Regions from separate parts of the Mus musculus genome. Here region 2 is linked to region 1. A link is a loop called in an ENCODE intact Hi-C map of the cell type or tissue named here. Cell type or tissue: left cerebral cortex. All regions are shown on one strand. Links, peaks and the distances in the headings refer to the core of each region. The heading gives the core; the rest is flanking DNA. Region 1 holds the start of Rbm28 (RNA binding motif protein 28). Region 2 holds the start of Irf5 (interferon regulatory factor 5).

Region 1 (8,328 bases), core at 147-8,146:
AGCTGATGCAAGCCACTAAGTTTAGGGTGAAGGAGAGACAGAGATGATAAATGAAAAGGGCACATATTTCCAGGCAGGAGGTATCTGCGCCCAACAATTGTGCCTAGATGCAAGTTATAAAGGTAACGGAACAGTGTGTGTGTCTTTTATCCACGGATTCAAGGGTCTCGGGAGTGGGCTGATAACTCAACTCCTCCAGGAGCAAAGGTGGGTAAGAAAGAGAAGCCAGGTAAGTGCTGGCAGTGCAGATCCTAGAGCTAAGCCAGGAGAGACAAAAGCGAGCCAGGAAGGGCCAAGGGGTGGCAGCTCCTGGGCAAGGCAGTAATGTGTTTTTTTAAAACTACACATAACACGTGAAGATTGGTTTCTTTTCTCTTAGAACTTCCTCTCACAAAAGCCTATCACTCATCTTTCAAGAAATAAGAAAAAAACGAACAAACAAAAAAAGACCCTCCCCACTTCTCCATAAGTACAATAAAAATATAGCTGCTCATCTGTGAGGTTAGTGCCCAAATAAAGGCAAAACAGTAACTGTGTCTCCACGAAGAACTGCCACACACATTCAGACCCTCACAATTCTAAGTGCCATGCTAACCCCATTATAAAACACCCACCTCTCCTCTACACAGGAGTGCAACAGTTGTTTCTAGTACATCTCACTTGCCTGGATAGGAAGCTCATACATTTTCTTAAAAGGGGTATGAGAGACTGTAAGGATTTAGACCAAGAACACAGAAATCCACCTGCCTCTGCCTCCCGAGTGCTGGGATTAAAGGCATGCACCACCACGCCCGGCATTAATGTCCTTTTAAATGAATGTTTCTTTCTTGTTTTGTCTTTTGAGGACAACGTCTTATATAACCCAAGTAGGCCTCAACTTCCTGATCCTCCTGCCTCCACTTACTAAGTGCTGGGATTACAGTCAGATACCACCACTCCTGGCACAACATTAGTGTTGTAACATTTATTTACTTATGTGTGTGCAAAAGTATGGGAAAAATCTGGTAGGAGTTGGTTCTTTCTGTCTATCAGGTTGAAGTGGGTCCTGAGATCTCTTCTCGATGTACTCGTGAAAGTTGGACATAATTTATTCTTCTGCCAAGTCTTTCATTTTATCTGTCTCTCAATTAGATATTACTTTCAAACATGGGTGCTTCCTTCTACAATTGTTTGGGATTAAAGGTGTGTGCTGAAGCTGAGCCACACAACTAGAAATAGGATTTTCTAGTAAACACCACAATCTGAGGACTCAGTGTGATCGAATCTCCTGTCACACCTTCATTCACTTCCTCGTCACCCTGGCCACCAAGCTCTCTTCTCACACAAGGACATACTTGCTTTAATATCCTCAAGGTTGCTGTTTCCTGAATTCAGACTGTTTTATCCCCCCAGTTCTTAGTTCACTCTCCTCAAACAGGTCTTCCCTAGCCACCCTATCTACACACACACATTCCCTCTTTTGACTTTTCTCCTTAGCATAAATTTATCACCATTATCAACATATAGTTTGGCTATTTGTTGGCTGTCTTTCAAACCATAAGTGTATGAGAACAGAATCTGCGTCAGTGATTTAGTGTCACACACCTGTTGTATCCTAAGGGCAGCCAGCAATGTTCTAAAATACAGTTGGCATCCAACAAGTAATAAATAAATAAACAGATGAATGCATAGGATGTGCTAACGTGCTAATCAAACTGAGTCCTCTCACTAGCCAGATCAACTCCAGACCATTTAATGTCTTTAAAGATTATATTCCTTTATTTAAAAAAAATGGGGTTAAGGCTCTTTGTCCTATAAGATTGTTGAGAACATTAAGTAAGTTAACCCATGTCAAACTAAGCACTCTTCCGGCCTAGCAGCCATCTCAATAAGCCGCACTGGTGCTTTATTAAACGTTACTTTGGGATGTTTGTTGAAGACGGGGTCTCGCTATGTAATCCAAGTTGTCCTGAACTCGCTATTATATAGACCTGGCTGTCCTCGAATTACCAGCAATCCTCCTGCCACAGCCTTCCCAGATGCTGGGATTACTACCATTACTCCAAGCTAATGGGCCTGCGTTTGAACTCCTGAACACGCGTAATAAAGGGGAAAACGCAATGGAAACGTTAAGTGAGTGCTTTGCCTTTCATAAATCAACCTTATTGGCCGATCTCCAGCTGAGTCCGTTTAGAAAAGAATCTTAGCTCCCGGTCCCGTACTTCTGGAGAGAGCAAAGAACTTGCTGGGATGGCTCACGTCATTAATCGGAGGATTCAGGAGGCAGAAGCACACGGGCTACCGGTAGCGAATCCGAGGCCAGTTAGGGCTAAAGAGTGAGAGCCCTGTCTCAAAACAAACAGATCATAACTATAGAGCTCCCTGAAATTGGGTTGTTCCCATACCTTTGCACATGCCCTCTGCACCATCCCACTCCTTACCTTTCTCTGTCACCACGAAGCACTGCTTCACCGGACCCACCTGACTGAACAGCTCTTCCAGCTGATCGCTGCGAGCCGAGGGCGGGAGACGGCCCACGAATAAAGTCAGACCGGCCATGAGACCGAGAGACAAGCGCGTGAGGCTGCGAGCACCTCACGCCGGCGCGAGCGAGGGCTGGGATGAGCTCTGGCAGGAAGGCGGTGCCGAGTTGCCGGGAAATTCAGGAAGTCCTCTTTGCTCAAAAGAGTCCGGGAGGAAACGCAGACTGGAAGGAATAGTTCCGGAAAGAAAAAGAAAAATGACGTCCTGGGGGCGGAGCTTCTTGAACGACGGTCTCTGTGCAGTCCCAGCACCGCCCCCGCCACTGGGGGAAACTTGACATCAACAGCTTAAAATTCTCTTAAAATCTTTCATTTAGGAACTCGACCCCAAATTCACCAAAGCAGGCAGAAGTCATTTTCCCCCTAAGCCTGCCCTCATCTGACATAGAGTGGGTGTTCAATAAGTTTTTTTCTGAAGAGTTGCCACATATCACGCGGGGGGAAAAAAACACATATGCAAAACGTCATAGACACAAGCATGTAACATACATAATTTGAACTAGTCACATGTCCTCAGAAAACATGAGACAAACTGTCACTTGGCCGCAGAGACAAATTGTATCTACTAAAATCCCCAGAGAACAAATACTACGTACGAAATCATATTTTCAATTCTTACTGATTGAGCTCCTACTTATATATTAGGAGTAAAATTCATTGCCGAAAAAAAAAGACATGGTCCCTGCCGTCATATAAAATAGAGTCCAGAGTGAGAGACAGACGTTTATTTTTAAAATCTTACAAAATCTCTGCAAGATCACATCAGAGCACACGGAAGCCAAACATAACACCCAGCTATATGCACAGACCTAGGATGCACTGCTGCCCAGAGACAGAAGATCTTCATTTATGTCTGTTTATCAGACAGACTGGAGGCTACCCACAGTGTTTAACACTCAGTGGGCTTCACTGTCTGTCTTACATGGAAAAATGCTGTGCTTGCAGAATGCCTAGCTGCAAAAAGTACCCTAGGCACTTTTAAAGTCTTTACTTTTAAGTTACAACAGCTCAGTAGGTAGAAAACACCACAAAAGATGAAAGGCACAGTGAAAATCCCCAAGAGTTATCCACATTCAATATAATGGATGGACGGATGGATGGATGGATGGATGGATGGATGACGTGTAGGTAGTAGTGGTGGGAGGAATGTGCTAAGCATGAAATTTATGAAGTCCTAGTAGGCTTCAAATAATTAATATGTGCTTTTAGAAAAAGAACCCCCACCACAGTTATATTTTAAATAGATAAATCAGAAGAAAAGGCACTGAAATACAAAACAGATTGTCAAGGCTACCATAAAGTCGATCCTATCTTACATAAAAAGTAAAGTGGGCAAAAGAAGTAGAATCTTTTAAACAAAATTGGTTTGGAATTCCACATCCTCCTCAAGAATCAAATTCTAAGTGGGGCAGTGGTGGCGCACGCCTTTAATCCCGGCACTCGGGAGGCAGAGGCAGGCGGATCTCTGAGTTCGAGGCCAACCTGGTCTACAAAGCAAGTTCCAGGACAGCCAGGGCTACACAGAGAGACCCTGTTTCGGAAAACAACAACAACCAAGAATCAAATTCTATCCTCAAATACAAACTTGTATTGGGGGACCTAGTCATAGCTGTGGTAGATAAAGGGGGAAGAATTTAATATCCATTTGTAATCCTCCTCTCCCCTCAACAAACAAACAAACAAACAAACAACCGTTCTAAATACCCTAAGTCCAATTTTTCCTTAAAGGACAAAGACTAAACTGTTTCCCTACATCCATCAGGGGGCAGCATATACCCATAGTCAGGGTTCTGTGTCCCTCAGAATACACAGTAAAACTGAGCCTTCTCATCTTCCCCTTTATTCAGATGTGGATCCCCCATCTGTCTCCTGCCTCCTCCCCTTCTAGCCATGCATATCAGGAAGGGCATATGGTTCTTCAGCCAAGAATATTTGCTCATCCATCTACTCAGGACTCATGCAGTGTTCTTTATTAAATAGCAGGAGTCATGGAACCCTGCAAGGTGGCTTCCAAGGGAAATAAACTGCAGACCTATCCCTCATCCATCACTGTAGTGAAGCCTGGGAAGGAAAGAAGAGAAGCCTGGGATGTCCTTAGGCTTTCCCTCTGGCTCCACTCCTCACTCTCCCCAAAGGCTGAGCCTTCTATAAGATTAGGTAGTTCTTATTCTCCCCACTTCTCACAACTGTAATAATTGTTTGTGCTATAATGACTCTTCTATTAGTGCTTGCCTTTCCTCTGCATATCAAACATTCATAGTTTGTTTCCTTCTCTGCCTTTTTCAGTCTCATCACCTGATATATTTGAGCCTTCAACAAATAATTTTAAGGGAGTGGATTAATTCATGAATGAATGAAAGTTTATCATTCAGACCCTCCAAGTACCGATATTGAAACTGTAGGATGTATGCATTAGGATCTAACTCTATTCCTTCTGAGAAGCCTGCTTTGGGTAAGAAATAAGGCACAAGATAAAATGCGCAGCTAACTGAAGTCTTGGCTTCTTTGTGTGTGAAAAAGCTAGGGATTTGTTTTAATTTTTAAAAAGATTTTATTTATTTTATGAGTACACTGTAGCTGTCCTGAGCCATACCAGAAGAGGGCATCGGATCCCATTACAGATGATTGTGAGCCACCATGTGGTTGCTGGGAATTGAACTCGGGACCTCTGGAAGAGCAGTCGGTGCTCTTAACGGCTGAGCCATTTCTCCAGCCCAGGGATTTTTTTTTAATTTTGTTTTTATTTTTATTTGTAGGGGTGTGTGTGGATGAGAGATGTGTACACGAAGGACAAAAGACATCATCAGATCTCCTTGGTTTGAAGTTGATGGTGATTGCGAGTAGCTCAAGGTGGGTGCCAGAAACTCAAGTTCTCTGAAGTTAAAAAAAAAAAAAAGTTTTAACTGGGAGTGATTTATATGAAGGAAAATTAACAAAGTGTCGGATCTGGTGAGTACTGAGAAATGTTCCTCTGGCCTCCTTTCTCATCAGCTGCATTCAGAGCTCTCAGACGAGAAAAAAGCAAGTATCTGTGAGAGATGAACGGAGTCAGACTGGATGGGGAGGCTCCAGATTTGACTGCTGTGCTCAGGGGAGAGAAGTACATGGAGCCAATTAGATTCAGTGAGGAGAATGGGAAAGACCAAGCAGCTGGAGAGGATGAGTGTGAGGAAGGGATGACAGAGGGGCTGGGTGTAAGCGGAAGCAGAGGACAGGCAGCTGGGAGGGGCAATGGGGTAAGAAGGAGACAATTTCCCAGAGCAGCAAGCATCCCTTGCATGACACAATGCAGTGCCAATGCCGGGCCCACTGCAGCCACTATGACACCCAGTGAGAAATGCCTGTAATTAGGAAACTGGCAGTTCTCTGGGCCTCAGCCCAGAGTGAGGATGCAGCAAGAATGTCTGAGCCACACTGAGCCAGGTGATGGAGGAGGCACGGTCAGGACCACTCCAGGTCCATCCCTCAGCCTCACCTGCACTGCTGCTTCAAATTTCTCTTCTCTATCAGGACTCTTACCCTCCCTTAGATGGTCCTGGCTTCCCTCCTCCCTCTGAGGTCTTGAGGCCCTGGATACTGTCCTCAATCAAGACAGATCTTCATCTGCAGGGAACAAGAGCTTCAGCCCCTCCCCACCTCCCTTTCTGTATTCCTTTTGGCTCCTTGGCGCCTATCTCCAAACTCCATGAGCTGGTGATCCAAGTTTGGTGCATGTGTGATTGTGTGTGTGTGTGTGTGTGTGTGAGAGAGAGAGAGAGAGAGAGAGAGAGAGAGAGAGAGAGAGAGAGAGAGAGATTAGGAAGCTTCCTGTTTGTTTGTTTTTTTTTTCCACTTTGATCTTGATGTGTATGCCTCTCCAGGTCTCTATGTGATATGCAGGACATCCGCCAAACACTGCCAGCTTTTCATTTTCAAACCTGATCCAAGACCCTGCCACCGTAAACCATTACATTTTAGCCAGATGACAAATGCAGAGTATATATAACTGGAGGCTAAATGCTTCAGGAAAGGGGCAGATACGCTGTAGCTGGTGGCTGGATGTGCTAATGGGTCCCTGCAGGGTGATCTTTCTTTGAGAACTGAGCTGGGGCTGGGGCAAGAGGTGGGCAGTGAAGACAGATTTTTCTCTACTGAGGATCAGAGATGAGAGCTCTGTGGGAAATGGGGATGAGGTCCTTGTAAGACCAGCCTCAAAGACTCCCTGTTGATGAGAATAGACAGCTTCCTCTTTGCAAATTCTTATGGGAACTTGGCAGACAGGTTGTTGGCTGGCCCAACGGAAGCAATCAGGCCCTTTAACAAGTGTGCCCCCATTTCTATGAAGATCTTTATTATTAACTAGCTCCTAGGAAGCTATCTCCTAAGATCTGATGCAGGGCTCCTGTGGACAAAGGCATTTTGCCAAGTGCTAAAGAGTCTCTGACTCCCACCTCTCAGGACCCTGTCTCCTTTAGGAAAAGACATTTGCCAGGCAGTCAGATGAGCGGCTTCCAAGGGCTTGTCTCAAGACTCATTCCCCAGAAGAGTCCTCATTTTCGTGTGAAGGTCCCTGGGAGTCTGAGGTAGAAACTCTGGTGGAGCTGCTGAGGTTGTAGCTGCCCCCCCCCCCAAGCTTTTCCAAGAAGGTCAGAACATTCTCCTCTGAAAAATATTTTATTGATACATTGACTCTGAAAACGCTCATTTCCCAATCAGTTGCGATAAAGTCTGTTGGGCCACAGCTCCATCGTTAGGGAACAGTTCCATGAAGAGATGGCAGAGGTGGGTATGAAGCCCAGACAGGGCACTATAAGCCTTTTGAAGATAGCTGTTTCACTCAGCACCAGGGTAAGGGACATGGTGGTCAGGAGTGGAGCACCTTGGAGCTTTATTGCTGGTGACAGCCAAGGAAAGTAGAACCCTGCCACCCTAAAGTTGCAGCTAGGGGCATTAGCACCCCATGGCTCCAGAGAACTTGGCACTGATTCCCAATGCATAGAGCCTGGTTGCTGACCCACCCACCCAGGGGCCCCTGGATGGGAAAGAATCAGAGTTATCTGAACCAGGCAGAATTGGAGAATTGTTACAGTGAGGAGGTCTTGAGCAGATCAGATGCCAGAAAGTGGAGAGGGGGGGGGGGGCAAAGACTTGGCTGTGAGATAGCTGCCTTTTCACAGGTCTATGGTGTCGCTGCCCATGCTCAGCTCATCAATCTGTCGACAAGCATCCAGGAATTGCTCTTGCAGCAATGCCTCCTCAGCCTGCAGTTCAGAAGCATGTTCTGGGGAGTCGCGGGAGGGTGGGGATAGGGCCTGGTAGGATCCTGAGGCTGGGAGGCTGGGGCTGCTTTCTGAGGGCCGCGGGGGACTGAGGACACAGACTAAGGGACAGCGAGGGGGCCTGTCGGGGCTGGAACACAGAAGCATGGACGAGCTGTCCCGTGAGAGTCCACACAGAGAGCCAGATGAGGCGCTGCTGCCGGGAGGCCAGGCCCCGGGAGAGGGAAGCTCAGGAGGTGCTGGGGATCCAGGGACATTCTCGGACTTCTCACTGGGTCCTGCCCCTATCTTGTTCCCCAATGAGATGGTGCGGTAGAGACCGAGCCCAGGCAGGGCTTCCCCAAAGGCAGGGCCCTGAAAGAGACCAGGAGCCAGAAGTGCCTCGCTGCAGAGGGCTTCCTCGATGCTGCGCCGCAGGTTGATAGGTGAGGGCGGGCGGAAGTCCACGGTGCAATCGCTGCTAGGGGAGGAGGCTGTTGACTGCGTTGGGTTGGCCCCGGCACCTTCAAAGCCCCGGCAGCCGCCACCTTGGAGAAGGAGATCGGGAC
Region 2 (8,328 bases), core at 314-8,313, 360 kb after region 1:
GCTTAGCTTCTCCTTAAGTCACTGTCATTTACACTGGGTTTCTTTCGGTTCCCTCTTCCTCTAACTCTCTCTGTGCCTTTACTTGGACCATGGCTTTGCCCAAAGCCAACAAAGTTACTTCTTATCACAAGCTCATCTGTGACAGCGTCATACCACTGGTGGGGGAGTCACCGGACCTCCTGATGCCCTCCTAGGACTATGGAGTCTTTCTGCACCCTGTTGGGCCCCCCTGAATGAGCAGGGGGAACTGAGATTAATTTTAAGCATCAGAGTGGGGCCTCACTTCCCTTTTGCCCGTGACAGTGCACAGGAGCCTAGGGGACTCTTCGTTCTTGGAATAGCTGGAGTTCTGTTCACTGAATGAGCACTACCCCTTTCCTTCCTCCAGAAACAGGTCTCTGGCTCAGGGCAGTTTTTGGCTAAGGGGCTCCTTGTCAGGGAAGACAGGATCTGAATGGAGCAGAATCTTTTCGGAGCCCCGTTTATCTTATGGCCTGCCGCTGAGTTTAGGCCTCAGCTGCCCCAGTGCAGACATGCGCCACTGTGACTGGATCCACCCAGAGTTTTAATTTTAAAAATGTGAAACAGAAGGACACATGGCTCAGTGATAGAGTGCCTAGCATATATGAGAGGGTAATATATTCAGCAGATACAAATAATATATTTCCATTTTATATTCAGCTACAGTGAAAGGAGGGGGAGATATATAGAGAGAAGGAAAACAAAAACAAACCCACTGGATTCTCTCTGCTCATTGAAGTCTAATCCAGACATCCCTGGGAAGGCAGCAGAGGTTAAGGAAGAAGCCACAATTCTAATTAATTAATACCACGGTATCTGTCAGCAATCTAAGGCTTTAAATGTAGAGGGTAAACAGTATGTCTACAATGTATATATTTTACTTGCTAGCTAAAGTGAACAATGGGGTGTGTGTGTGGGGGGGGGGGGGGTAAACAAGATGGCTGGCAAGCCTGACAGCCTTAGTTCAGTCCCTGGGCCAGGCATATGAAGGAGAGAACTGGCTGAAGTTGTCCTCTGACATACTCATGCTTATGTGTACCCACAGATGTACACACAAAATAAATGTAATAACATTTTAATTTAACAATTCATTCAGAATATTTGTGTATTAAAAATATCTCTAGGACCGAAGAGATAGCTTGGTAGTTAAGAGCATCTGCTGTTCTTGCAGTAGACCTGGATTCAGATCTCAGCACCCACACCCCCTCGCTCACAACAGTCTCTAACTCCAGTTCCAGAGAATCCAGCGCCCTCTTCTGGTCTCTGCAGGAACTGCATGTTCACGATGCACATGCATGCTGACAAAATACTCATATACATAAAAAATAAAATAAATCACTAAAAAGAATTAAGATGGTAAACATTTAAAATATATGTGCTTATATCTTTAGTTAAGCTGCCTGCGATGCTACACCAAATCTCAGCTACTCAAGGCATCTGAGCCAGGAAAATCGTTTGATTCCTGGAGTTGGAGACCAGCACCGGCAACACAACTTTTTACCCTTAAAAGAGTTAAAACCCAAGAAACAAATACAATAACCCTTTAGAATTATGACAGGGCAGAGAAGGCAGGCACTTAGTAGCACAGTGCTTGCTTAGAATGTGCAAGGTCCTGGGTTCCATTATCAGTAAAATACAAATATAAAAATAAAAATTACTATAGATCATGAACCATGCAAGACAGGGTTGGTTCCCAACTAAGCTGAATTTCAGTGGAAATTAGACGTTAAAATCATATGGAAAAATCAAACGGAAAGACTCTGGAAGTCGTCTCCACCCCTCCTCCAAACCAATCAACAAATTACACCAAAACACAACAAACCAAAAGCTGACTCAAGGAAGGGGTAGACCTTCCTGGAAAAAACACTTAGACTATCAAATAATATGATGCTGACCCAAAAGTTGAAGAGTGAGAATCAGCGAATAATGTTCCTACATGAACAGGATGTGTGGAAGTTGAGGCCAGCATCGACTCGGACAGGAAGGCCCGTTTATGGAACCGGGAGGTCGGGGTGGGGGTGGGAACCCGCTCAAAGGGCAAACCCAAACCACGGTGAAGGTAAGGGCAAAAGAAGAGGTGGGCTTGTCAGTCACATGGTGAGTTGGAGCGGTCCGGAGGGCCAGTGTTAAGGCTGAGGAGACAGAGTGGCCCAAGGTATGTTGAAAGGGAGCTCTCAGGGGTCTCCCAATGCCCTGGAGTGTGGCTCCATCGACGCCCGCGCGCAGCGGATCTCCAGCTCCAGGCGGGCGCGGACTAGGTGAGGACAGGCTACAGGGTATCTGGGGACTGGGTGATGGATGACTCTGTCTCCCCGGATTCCCAAAGGAGCCCGGCGAGGGGCGCCGAGCTGTCTGCGGTCTCGCGGAGGCCCCGGGCTTCCCCGCGGTGGGCGGTGGATGGGTAGGGGCCCGGGGCGCGGGGTGGTGGCGAGGGGCGGGGCGGGGCGCTGCCCCGGGCGGGGGCGGCGCGATGCGGAAGTGCGGGGCGGGCTGGGCGACCCGCGGGCGGTGCAGCTCGGCGAGAGCTCAGCTCGGCCGCAGCGCCAGGCCGGGGCTCCAGGCTCCCCGCGGGCGCACAGCAAACAGGTAGGTCCCGGGGCTGTGGGCTGTGTTGGGCTCCTCGCCCCGAGGGCGGTGGGAACAGCCCCGGGCTTCAGCCAAGCCACGGCTCCGACCCACGGCGACCTGCACGCCCCGGGCACCTGCCAACGGGGCCAGCGGGGTCGGGATCCCGCTCCTCCGCGGTGGGCGATGATCGAAGGCGGCGCCGGGCCAGCGCGAATGGCTCCAAGGCGCTCCGCACCAGGCCAGCTCGGAGTGCCGGGCTCCGGCCGCCAACGTTCGCATGCTCGGGGAAAGTCCCAAGGGCCCAGTGGACATCCCCACTGCGCCTCGCCAGGGTCAAGGATGCCAAGCGCCCTGTCACAGTCTGGCGGGGACCAGGGAGGAGCGAGTTTCCGACCCCGACCCTGTCGGCACACAGCTCGTCTCTCCTCCCCGGCCACACCTCACTTTTTCGACTAAAGAGGTTGAGGTGTCAAGCAGCGATCCCTCCCAAGGATCTTAAAGCCAAGGACAGGAATCTGTGGGAATAGAGTTTGAGGGGAGACGTTGTCAAATAGAGGCTCTGCTCCTTGACTCGTAGCTCAAAAGGGGACGACGATTTATTCTTAGCTGTTGAGAAGAATCGGGGCGGGGGCTGATTAATGCTTGGTCTAGTTTCTTGACGGCCTGCCCCTAAACTTAAGAAGTAACAACTTAGAATCTGAACGTGAAGGGAAAGTGTAGTTGGGCCGAAACGCAGGCGGAGAGATGTCCCGGGCCAGTATTCGCCCTCGGTGCAGATGTCTCCCAGACTCCAGGTGTCTCTCGAACCTCCAGAGGACCCAGAGCGGGTACCTAGTAGCAGGGGTGGAAGTGGGGGCTTTCTTGGCCTCCTCCTGGCATAGCAAGGCGGACACGTCCCGGTCCAGAGGAGCGGACCAGGAACGGACACTAAGCCAGTAACCCCGCGATGACTCCAGGGGCTGACCCAGGTTCCTTCCCACCCCCACCCCCCTTCCCTCCGCGTTATGCCCCGGGTGGAGTCTGCCGGGATGATCAGGAGGGAACGACCTGGCCTGAACTCCAAAGTGAGGATAAGTGATCAGGACCAGAAAGGATGTGGACGGGGCTGACGGAGGCTGGAGAGGCTAAAAGCCTCGCATGAGGACCTGTGTGATACAGTACAGCATTCGCCCTCTCTACTCCCTAAGCTCCTGGCTAAAGTCTAGGAAAGAGATAGGTAGGAGACCACTCCTATTAACTAAAAGTCCTTCGGGGGTTTTCCCTTGAACTCTGGCCTTCCCCCAGCCTGCCCCTGGGAGGAAGCCGGGAGAGGGTTCTTCCTGCCGCACCTGCTGCCCCAGAATCTCAGCCTGTGTGCACTCTGAAGGGGCAGGGCCCCGGGTGTGTCGCTCACCTGGAGAGGGCGGGATTTATGCTCATGCCTACTGCAGGTAACCCCTGGATGTTGCCTTGAACTGGGTGTGGGGTTTAGAACGGGACAATTCGAGAGACAGGAGGGGTTCGAAGCTCTGCCTTTATTCCTTCCGTTATGGCAGCTTCTCCCCACCAGCTCCGGAGTTCTCAGTGATCTGACTGCCCAGGCAGCCTCTCCTGGGACTTCATGACCTTGGGGTGAGCTATGGGGACTCTCCATCGCAGTCGGGATTCAAGGGCTGCTTCCATGCCCCATCACATGTGGGATACTTCCTGAGGTCTGACATGGAAGATGGTGGGGGCTCTGTTCGTTTCTCCTTTTTAGGGCTCATAGCCAGACATCTCAGTCTGCGTTGTGTGTCAGCACTGCTCTTATTCAAAACCTCCAGACCCAGGAGCGGGCAGTCATGTTTAGACGCTGCAATTGTGAACTGGCAGGCAGGATCTGACTTAGATCTAAGCCTTTTTTGTTGGGCAGGAGGGAGCTTCTGTGGGGTAGATGCTGAACTTGGTCCTGCTCAGGGCGAGGCTCCTGTGCATCTAGCTGCAGGTGGTGCCTTCTGCCCCTAGATGAACACACCCTCCTCTCATGGCCCTGGCTTGCTGTGGGGATCATTTCTCTACGTCACTACTCCATTAGAAGGGACTGCCGCTTCCTAACACTGAGGCCAGAGCAACAATTTCAAAACCTTTCTCTGATTTAATTTATCATCATCAGGCTGAGACAGAAAGAAAGCTGCAGTGTTCCTTGGCTCCTTCTTGGTCTCCGAAGCAGGGCAGTGAGTGCTCTGCTCTTCCTGTTCATACTACTCTTGACATGACTCTCTCTCTCTCTCTCTCTCTCTCTCTCTCTGTGTGTGTGTGTGTGTGTGTGTGTGTGTGTGTGTGTGTGTGTGTGTACATCACCCTCCATTCTAAGATCAGAGCTGCTTAGGAGCTATAATGGGAGACAGAGAGGATGATGTTGAGGATGGGGTGGGGGTGGGTCAGCCGAGTGAGTCAGATCTCTGAGTTGTCCCATCGGGCTACTTTCATTTCCCTTAGGTCAGGGTGGAGGCTGGCGCAGAAAGAGGAACTAAGCCACCTCTTCTTAAGCTTGGGGGCAGGGCTGGGAGCCTTTCCACGCTCTCTGTCCAAAGCTGGCAGTGCTATTCCTGGGTCTCTGGCCGCTGAGGTATGCACTGCTCTGAAGTGCTCTGAAGTCTGTAGAGGGTCGCTCCGCTAGCCTGGATGTGGCATGTAGTAGCCACAACCCAGAAGACACTAGGTGGGGGAATTGCAGGGGAAACTGGGGCTCCATGCTGCAAAACCCAAGTAAGTCTGCTGAGTTTTGTTTTGTTCTTTAACTGGCTGAATGAGAGAGTGTCTTCCCAGGAGCTGCTGGCACCGCAGCCTTCCTCTTCTCTGTTTCTGAACCCCGCCCCACCCCCACCCCAAGTTCAAGAGTTCAAGATCAAGAATATGGTCAAGGGCAGGAAAGAGCTTCCCAGGAGGGAAGATGGGTGAGAGGGAGGGAGCTCTAAGTTACAGGTTCTGTCAGGAGGAGAGGGAGCAGGTAGAGGGAAGAGCACCAGGGTTTCATGGGTCCTGTGCACATAACTCTAGTGAGATAGAGACTGTGGCCTGCCAAAGTGCTTACCTCCAATGGAAAGCTGTTGTGGCAATATTTAATCTCAATGGGGGGGGGGTGGACTACCTTGCCTTTGATCATTCAGTTCCCAGATAAAAGGCACTCAGCTTTTATATTTATAACGATCCTTTAGTGTACCAGAGCCGGGCACATATCACCCTTCATGCTCTAATGTCTTCTTCCCCATCAAGAACCCCTCCATGTTCCAACTTAGCTGCTCTTAATTCCAATCGGCCAGCCCTCGTGGCCATGCTTTCATGAGGCGTTTTCTCCTCCCTCTACCTTGTTGTCTCCCCTCAGACCAAGGAACTCTGCCTATCTCTCTTCTGCCCAGCTTCAGGCTGTTGGCATCTTTATTAGCCAGTCAGGGATAATCTGGGGGGCAAGGATACATAGAATCACTTGTGTCTGCATGAGACTCTCTTCCTCCCTGGGGGCAACCAGGCCAGTGTGAAGCATTACAATACATGGCAACAGGAAGCTGTTAGACCTGGTCTGCACTTCCTGCCACCACGTGTATGGCACTGGTCTGTAAACAGGAGCACCGAATGGATGTGAAGGCAGTAGCAGGAGCCAGACTCAAGTCCACTGATGGCTTCAGGGTGGCACCATCTAAGCCAGGTACCCGGTGTCACTGGAGTGGATGAGTGGGATTTTTATAAAGAGTTCAAGGGGGAAGAAAGCTTCATTCCTGAAAGAACTGAGGAGAAATGCCAGGGCTACAGGTGATCTTAACCAAAAGGCCCAAAACTCAGAGTCCTGTGAACGAACCTGTCCCTAACCCCTCTCCCACGGTCTGCTCCTGTCTAAGGCCAGCTTGTGTTAGAAGCCTGTGACAGACGTTTAGTTTAGAGGATTTGTTAGGAGGGACGGGGAAGGGCAGTTTCAGGGGAAAGAAGTTGAGTAAGATGCAGAGAGAAAAGCTGGGCAAGGCAGGACAGATACAGCATGGTGGAATAGCCAACCCTAGAGAAGTACCCGTGGATTTCGCTGGCCCACCTCTATGCAAGGGAGCCAGGTTTGCCTTGACAGAGATGGGTGGCTTGACATGGGGAATAAGACACCTGGGACAATTCTCTAGTGAAGCAGCGGCTGGATACTGACTGCACTCAAGAATGGGTGGCCCACAGCACCCACTAGCACGGGAGTTTCCTTCTCCCCTAACAGAACTCACAGGCTGCGCGAGCTGTGACAGGAAGGTGAGGGAAAGCAGCCTTGGCCCCAGACGCCTAGAAGGACTGGGGTGCTCATCCGCTTGACCTGTCCACCAGGGCAGGGAACATCTTGCTATCAGTTTGTAGAGCTCCTCTTTGCTTTCTCCCGCAGAGCCCTTTGCCATGAACCACTCAGCCCCAGGGATTCCCCCACCACCCCGCCGTGTGAGGCTGAAGCCCTGGTTGGTGGCCCAGGTGAACAGCTGCCAGTACCCAGGGCTTCAGTGGGTCAACGGGGAAAAGAAACTCTTCTATATACCCTGGCGCCATGCCACGAGGCATGGTCCCAGCCAGGATGGGGACAACACCATCTTCAAGGTAAGCCTTGGATAAGGTGCTGCCTTCTGGGGCAGCCCCTCCCTAGGAAAGAGCCCTCCGGAGTAGAGAGAGGCAGAGTCACGTCCTGCCAGCTACAGTGCTCAGGGGATCCCACACCTAGACTCAGGGACACAGGACCATCTTTTCTAACCTGTAGCCTAGAGCAAGGTGGGGATGGAAGGTCTCTGGGAGGCCAGCCTGTAACTCCGTGTAGCACTCCATGCTCTTGATTTATGTTACACTGGACTACACGTTACACATACTATATCACATGCACTAAATGAAGTTACTAGCTCATTTTTTGGGTTTGGTCTGGGTTTTGAGTCAGGGTCTCACTTTATAATGCCCAGCTAACCAGACTCGCTTGGGTAGTCAAGGCTGGCTTGACTTGTCATCCTCCTGCCTCAGCCTCCCAAGTGCTAGGGTTACAGACATGTACCACCATGTCTAACAAGCCCTAATTCTGGACAGGCCCTACCAAAATAGTTTTACAACAGAATATACAGTGTATAATATATAATTGGAACCCAGTCACGTTTAAGAATGTTTAAATATACTTAGATATAGGGTCTCCCTCTATATTCTTGGTTGGCCTGGGACTCACTATGTAGATTAGAATGGCCTTAAACTTGTGGAAGTCCCCCCTTCCTGTCCTTCCAGCGTGTGTTGGGATTGCAAGCCTGTGCCACCATGCCTAGCTAACTTTTCAAAGATGTCTTTGTGCTAGGGATCAAGGCTATCCTTGCTCATGCTAAGACACATACAGTCACTAAGGGACAGCCCCACCCCCATACTTTATTTATTCATTATTTTATATATCTTAAAACATTCTCACATAGTCCAGGATGGCCTTAAACTCGTTACGTAGCTGCCTCTGGCCTTGAACCTCTGTTACTCTGTCTCCAGCTCTGAAGTACTTGGGTAGATTACAGATAGTCACCAACACACGCAAACCCACACATAGGTTTTAATTTTTCCTTATTTTTTTACTTACTTATTTATGGGGAGTGTGCAGGCCCCAGAGTATGTGCACGGAGGTCAGAGGTCAGTTTGGAAGAGTTGAGTCTCTCCTTCCACAGTGTGAATCCCAAGAATCAAACTCAAGTTGTCAGGCAGGCTGGCAAGTGCCTTTCTGTGGAGAGCCATTTTGCTGGCCCACACATA

Evidence for each region. Hi-C counts contacts between places; a loop is a spot of excess contacts. Peaks named below come from ENCODE experiments on the same cell type or tissue, not always from the same donor. Only the 100,000 strongest peaks of a DNase experiment are listed, where the experiment ranks them.
Region 2: it touches region 1 in a loop (6-fold over the local background); 3 of 42 quality-filtered maps call a loop at or near these places.

Annotation. Positions count from the first base shown.
Region 1 is chr6:29,162,071-29,170,398 of GRCm38, forward strand. Rbm28 (RNA binding motif protein 28) reads right to left here and starts at 2,654. Exons shown (of 19, transcript NM_133925.2): 1 at 2,421-2,654. The coding sequence starts at 2,538. Prrt4 (proline-rich transmembrane protein 4) reads right to left here. Exons shown (of 5, transcript NM_001101443.1): 5 at 7,160-8,328. The coding sequence ends at 7,673. In left cerebral cortex, for the core only: CTCF peaks have their summits at 2,833, 4,279 (motif pointing right) and 5,133 (motif pointing right); DNase peaks (open chromatin) are centred at 2,693 and 4,312; H3K4me3 peaks cover 1,606 bases; H3K27ac peaks cover 388 bases.
Region 2 is chr6:29,524,168-29,532,495 of GRCm38, forward strand. It overlaps Irf5 (interferon regulatory factor 5), which reads left to right and starts at 2,458. Exons shown (of 9, transcript NM_012057.4): 1 at 2,458-2,607; 2 at 6,959-7,164. The coding sequence starts at 6,970. Gm26627 (a long non-coding RNA gene) reads left to right here. Exons shown (of 3, transcript XR_868831.3): 3 at 1-537. In left cerebral cortex, for the core only: a CTCF peak has its summit at 1,291 (motif pointing left); a DNase peak (open chromatin) is centred at 5,108; H3K4me3 peaks cover 1,335 bases; H3K27ac peaks cover 329 bases.